Regions from separate parts of the Homo sapiens genome. Here region 2 is linked to region 1. Evidence: read pairs that join two places in POLR2A ChIA-PET (ENCODE). Cell type or tissue: Panc1. All regions are shown on one strand.

Evidence for each region. ChIA-PET counts read pairs that join two places held together with the same protein. Peaks named below come from ENCODE experiments on the same cell type or tissue, not always from the same donor. Only the 100,000 strongest peaks of a DNase experiment are listed, where the experiment ranks them.
Region 2: POLR2A ChIA-PET joins it to region 1 with 11 read pairs; 3 of 35 experiments call an interaction of 5 or more read pairs at or near these places.

The regions. Positions count from the first base shown.
Region 1 is chr2:46,963,712-46,966,211 of GRCh38, reverse strand. The region is part of intron 3 of TTC7A (tetratricopeptide repeat domain 7A); the gene reads right to left. Among named protein-coding and RNA genes, the nearest start is that of TTC7A, 24 kb to the right of the region's middle. In Panc1, no CTCF peak of the experiment used is centred here; no DNase peak of the experiment used is centred here.
Region 2 is chr2:47,263,712-47,266,211 of GRCh38, reverse strand. The region is part of intron 3 of EPCAM-DT (EPCAM divergent transcript); the gene reads left to right. LOC107985882 (a long non-coding RNA gene) reads left to right here and starts at 754. Exons shown (of 3, transcript XR_001739451.1): 1 at 754-1,079; 2 at 1,220-1,498. In Panc1, no CTCF peak of the experiment used is centred here; no DNase peak of the experiment used is centred here.

The sequences.
Region 1 (2,500 bases):
TTTGGGAGCCTGAGGCGGGAGGATCATCTGAGGTCGAGAGTTCAAGACCAGCCTGACTAACATGGAGAAACCCCATCTCTACTAAAAATACAAAATTAGCCAGGCGTGGTGGCGCATGCCTGTAAACCCAGCTACTCGGGAGGCGGAGGCAGGAGAATTGCTTGAACCCGGGAGGTGGAGGTTGCGGTGAGCTGAGATCGTGCCATTGCACTCTAGCCTGGGCAACAGAGCAAGACTCCACCTCAAGAAAAAAAAAAGTATGCACTTAGAAAATATTTTCAAGTGATGCTCACAATAACCTCTTAGGTAAGGGTTTAACCCTTCTCCAGAGTTACAAATAAAAAATCTAAGCGGGGCATGGTGGCTCACGCCTGTAACTCCAGTACTCCTGGAGGCTGAGGCAGGCGGATCACTTGAGGTCAGGAGTTCAAGAACAGCCTGGCTAACATTGCGAAACCCCATCTCTACTGAAAATACAAAAAATTAGCAGGGTATGGTAGTACGTGCCTGTAATTCCAGCTATTCTGGAGGCTGAGACAGGAGAATCATTTGAAGCCAGGAGGCAGAGGTTGCAGTGAGCCGAGATCGCATCACTGCACTCCAGCCTGGGCAACAGAGTGAGACTGTCTCAAAAAAAAAAAAAAAAAATGAATCCAGGGAAAACGGATTAATTCCAAGACCCCTCAGCTAAAAGCATCAGTGTCGACTAGCTCCAGGTCTCTGGCTGGATGAGGCCTGATCCCCTAGCAGCCTGCTCCTCCTTCTCCATCTGGAAGCCAGCCTCTCACCTGGGGCCAAGACAGCAGTGCCACAGGGACTGAGCTCCTGTCCATGTGAGGCACACAGCCCACACCCCTTGGAGAGGGAAGCCAAAATCAACAGTGAATTCCCGCCATACCAGGGCTAAAAACACAAAAACCAAGTATGCTATCATATCCTGTCCTGGAAGCAGCGTAGTGTTCTTTCTTTTTAAAAAGTTTTAATCAGCCACACAATTCCAGGTGACAGCAGAATACCTTGGGGTTGCACTGACCAAAAGAGAACAGTAAAAAAAGAAGCCCATCTTCAACGGGCGGGGAGAGGAGAATCTGCAGATCATAATCCTTCTGGCTGCTGAGGGCATTTCACCTTTTGACTTTGCACAGCAGCTTCACAACCTAGCATGTCACTGCACTGCACAGTTCATGTGCACCACGGTCAGGGCATCAGGACCTCCCTGGCGCTGGGTGTGAGGTGAAGGAGAACGCGAGCCGGCCAGGCTGACGCTGGGGGCAGGACCCATTCTCAAGGGGCCTGTGCTCCATCCATGGAGCCACAGTGAACCCTAAATTAGGCACCAATGACTAAGGTCTGCCAGGCTCAAGGTAGAATGAATGGCTGGAGAAATGGCAGTCACTCTCCATGCCCTTAGCACACTGAGCTAGTGCTAGAGAAATGGAAGAGACCCACCGGAGCTTGGGGAGGCTGAACGGGCTAAAGCTAGAGATGTCCAAAGAGCAGGCCCCGAAACATCCTGGATGCCAATCAAAGCCAGGGAATAACCCTCAGAGCTCAGACCAACAAAAAAGTGGGTGATTTGTTACCCTGGATCCACAAAGGCTTCATCCTAGTCTAGGGCCCAGACCCCTCAGCTCCAGACCCTAGAGAAGATTGCCCCAGACAGAGTGCTGAACCATAGGTGAGCCTGATTTGAGGGGGAACAGGCTGTGGTGCACCTCAGGGTGTGGTGACCCACAGCCAAAGATCTAGAAACCCCAGTGAAGAGAGACACCCTGAGCCTTACTGTGGGCTCTCCGCTCTGGGCCCTCTCATGGGGCCCACCTGGCCCTCACACTCATTCCCAATCCATCCCACACACACCTCCTCTTGGCTCCAAGAAGTATGATTACACTGCACCTCCAAACAAGCCACCTCCCCTTGTTTCCCCCGGGGCTTCCCTTTGGCCTTCCCTTGCTGGAAGGCACCTCTTCCCCTCAACTGTAGGTGATTCATCCTCAAGTTCAGGCTCACCACCCAGCTCGCCTGTGAAGGCCCCACAACTAGCTGGATCTCACCTCCCTCTGCAAGAGTGCTTCAATCGAACAAGCCTGAATGCTGGAGTCAGAGAGAGCGATGTCCACAGCCTGACCCTGCAACTACTGGTGTAACCTGAGGTGAATCATTTCTGCCTGCGCTCTGGGGCTCTGCCTCCATGCCTTTTACCTACTTTCATAACCGTACCCTGGTTTTCCTTTGAGGAACCATTCCCACATCTCAGTCCACAAGATTCAGGTGGGGGAAATCCCACCCCTGACACCAGCCCAGTATCCTAGGTGCTGGGCACAATTGGCTCCAGGGTGGGCATGAGACCAAGCCAGGTCCATGAGAAGCTTCCCCAGGCAGTCTCTCCTTCTGAGTTTGTGGGTGCCATACTGCAAGAACCATGTACTCCTGGAGCTGCTGAGGAAGACCTCAACAGACCTCAATAGCTGAGCCCCCGGATTCAGCTATGCCTGATGCC
Region 2 (2,500 bases), 300 kb before region 1:
GGCTCAGTCACCACTGCACCTGGGAAGCCTTCCTTAACTCTCCTGACAGGCTGGTCTCCTCTCTGACGCATGCTCCAGGCACCATCCACTTCCTTCTCCTTTGTTGCTTTTGTCATGGCTATTATTTTACATTTGTTTCTGCAATTATCTGATGAATGTCTTTCTGCGTCTATGCTGTCTCCATCCATGACAGGGATTATGTCTGTTTATGCTTCCCGCTCTCTTTCTACCACTCAGCACGTTCTTGCCACAGACTCTCAATAAATGTTGATGCATAAATAATGAATGACAGATGAGATGGATGGATGGATGAGCCTGCAGGATATGACAGGCAGAAGGGAGGGAAGGGATTACAACAGATATGCCTCCAAGGTAGAAGACAGCTTGGGATCAGGGCAGGCTCAATCTCTGCATAGTGGAGTAGGTGGCTGCCTGTAGTGCAATTTCAGGGTCACTGGGAAGGCCCTCCTCCACCTCCACTCCAGTGCATGACAACCATTTTATAAAAGGAGATGAAGCCTTTTGTTCCCCAAAGTGTACAGAGCTCAGGCCTGAATCCCACACTCCTGGGGGTGCCAGAGGGGCTCAGGGGCTTACATTCATAGTGCTAAGGGGTAAATGACTCATAGAGGCTTCCCTAAGAGCAAAGTGTGATTAGGGGGAGGGGGCAGTGTGGAGGAGGAGGGGAGAGGGAACTGGGGAGCTAGGATGGAACCCACATGGGGGAAAGGACCCAGAAAAGGCCAACCTTGACCTGCAGCATTGTTTTGCCTCTGCTGCACACAGCCCATTTCTACTGGGAATTAACAACCTTTTTGGTAAACCTGGTTCTGCAAATATTTGACGTCTGGAAAACTTTCAACAAAGACGGCGTTCGGAAGCCTGGCTCGGAGGCCCCAGGATGACAACCTAATTACATTCCTTTTAATAGCTCCTTCCCAAGTGCTCAGTCAGGGACATCTGCTCTGCCGCGGTTGCACCTTCAGGGAGGAATATTTTTAACACCGTCATGCCACAAAAGGAAACTTCTGAAGGCTGGATGAAAATGGCCTCTGCGTTCCCAGAGCCTCAGGGCCCAGGTAGGGCCTCAACTTCTCCCCCACTCCTTTCAGTACCACCCCCCAAAACAGGGCCAGGCTCCTTTCACAAGCAGAGGAGGTGGCTGGCTTACTAGGAAGTGTCTTTTTTATAATCTTTTTTAAAAATCTTCCTTTTTCAGTTTTCACAGAGGTAAATTCAATGTGCCAGGCCATCTCAGCCTCGCCCAGCTTTCCGTGTTAGCAGGGTGTCTGAAATAACCGTCCAGAGCACAGCAGAGCCACTGGTGCCAGCCCTGCGCGCTCCCACTGGGCCCCATCAGTCAGGGTGCTTTCTGCTCCTGGCTGCTTCTACCTGTTTACTGGACTTACCTCCACACCCCAGCTGGGGGTCCCCCGCCCAGACCCTTGCTATGGCAGAAGCCCCTGGGATCAACAAGGAAAATGCAAGGAGCCGAGAGGTAATCTACTCCACATTCTCTCCCCGCTTTCTGCAGACAAGTTACCTGAGGCCCGGAAAGGCAGAGAGTGGCTCAAGGAGTTAGCATTAATGCCGGGTTCACTCCCCTATTTTCAGCCAAAGAATGTGTTTGGGTGAGAGCTGCTCTGTTCATAAGTTCATCAAAAACACATCGGCAGGCCCTTGATTGAAGAGTGACCTCTTTATCTAGCAGCCTATTCCCTTTGACAGAGGAAGACCTCTGGAGCAAGAGGGAGCACCTGACCGGCTCTGGCCCCAACACCCATGTGCCCATCAGAAAGGAGCTGCTGAGTGGCGAGGGGGCGCTGTGCCGTGTCTGCACTGATGTGATTTTTAAGGATGGATGCCTTTTTTCATGAGAGGCTCTAGCACATGACAAGGGCACCATGGAGACTTTGTACTTACGCTTCCTCAAAGTCCTTCCCGTACTTTCAGTGAAGACAAAGCAGCAGCATTTCCCTGCAAGTGCCTAGGAGCAAAGAGTGAAAGCTTTACTTTACCCAGTGGAGATCTTCATTTCTCAGCCCACAGTCTGCTGGCCATCGGCTGGGTGCTGTTCCTTTCACTGCACACATAGTCTTTGTTGCCTTTTCCCTTCAGCTCTGATTTTTTGGTTGTTTTGTGTGTGTGTGTGTGTGTGTGTGTGTGTGTGTGTGTGTGTGTGTGTGTGCTTTGTTTTTTGTTTTGAGACAGGATCTTGCTCTGTCACCCAGGCTGGAGTGCAGTGGCGTGATCTCTGCTCACTGCAACCTCCACCTCCTGGGCTCAAGCAATTCTCATGCCTCAGCCTCCTGAGTAGTTGATACTACAGGTGTGCACTACGAGGCCTGGCTAATTTTCGTGTTGTTAGTAGAGACGAGGTTTTTTGCCACGTTGGCCAGGCTGGTCTTGAACTCCTGGCCTCAAGCGATCTGCCCACCTCAGCCTCCCAAAGTGCTGGGATTGCAGGTGTGAGCCACCGCACCCGGCCCGGCTTCAGCTC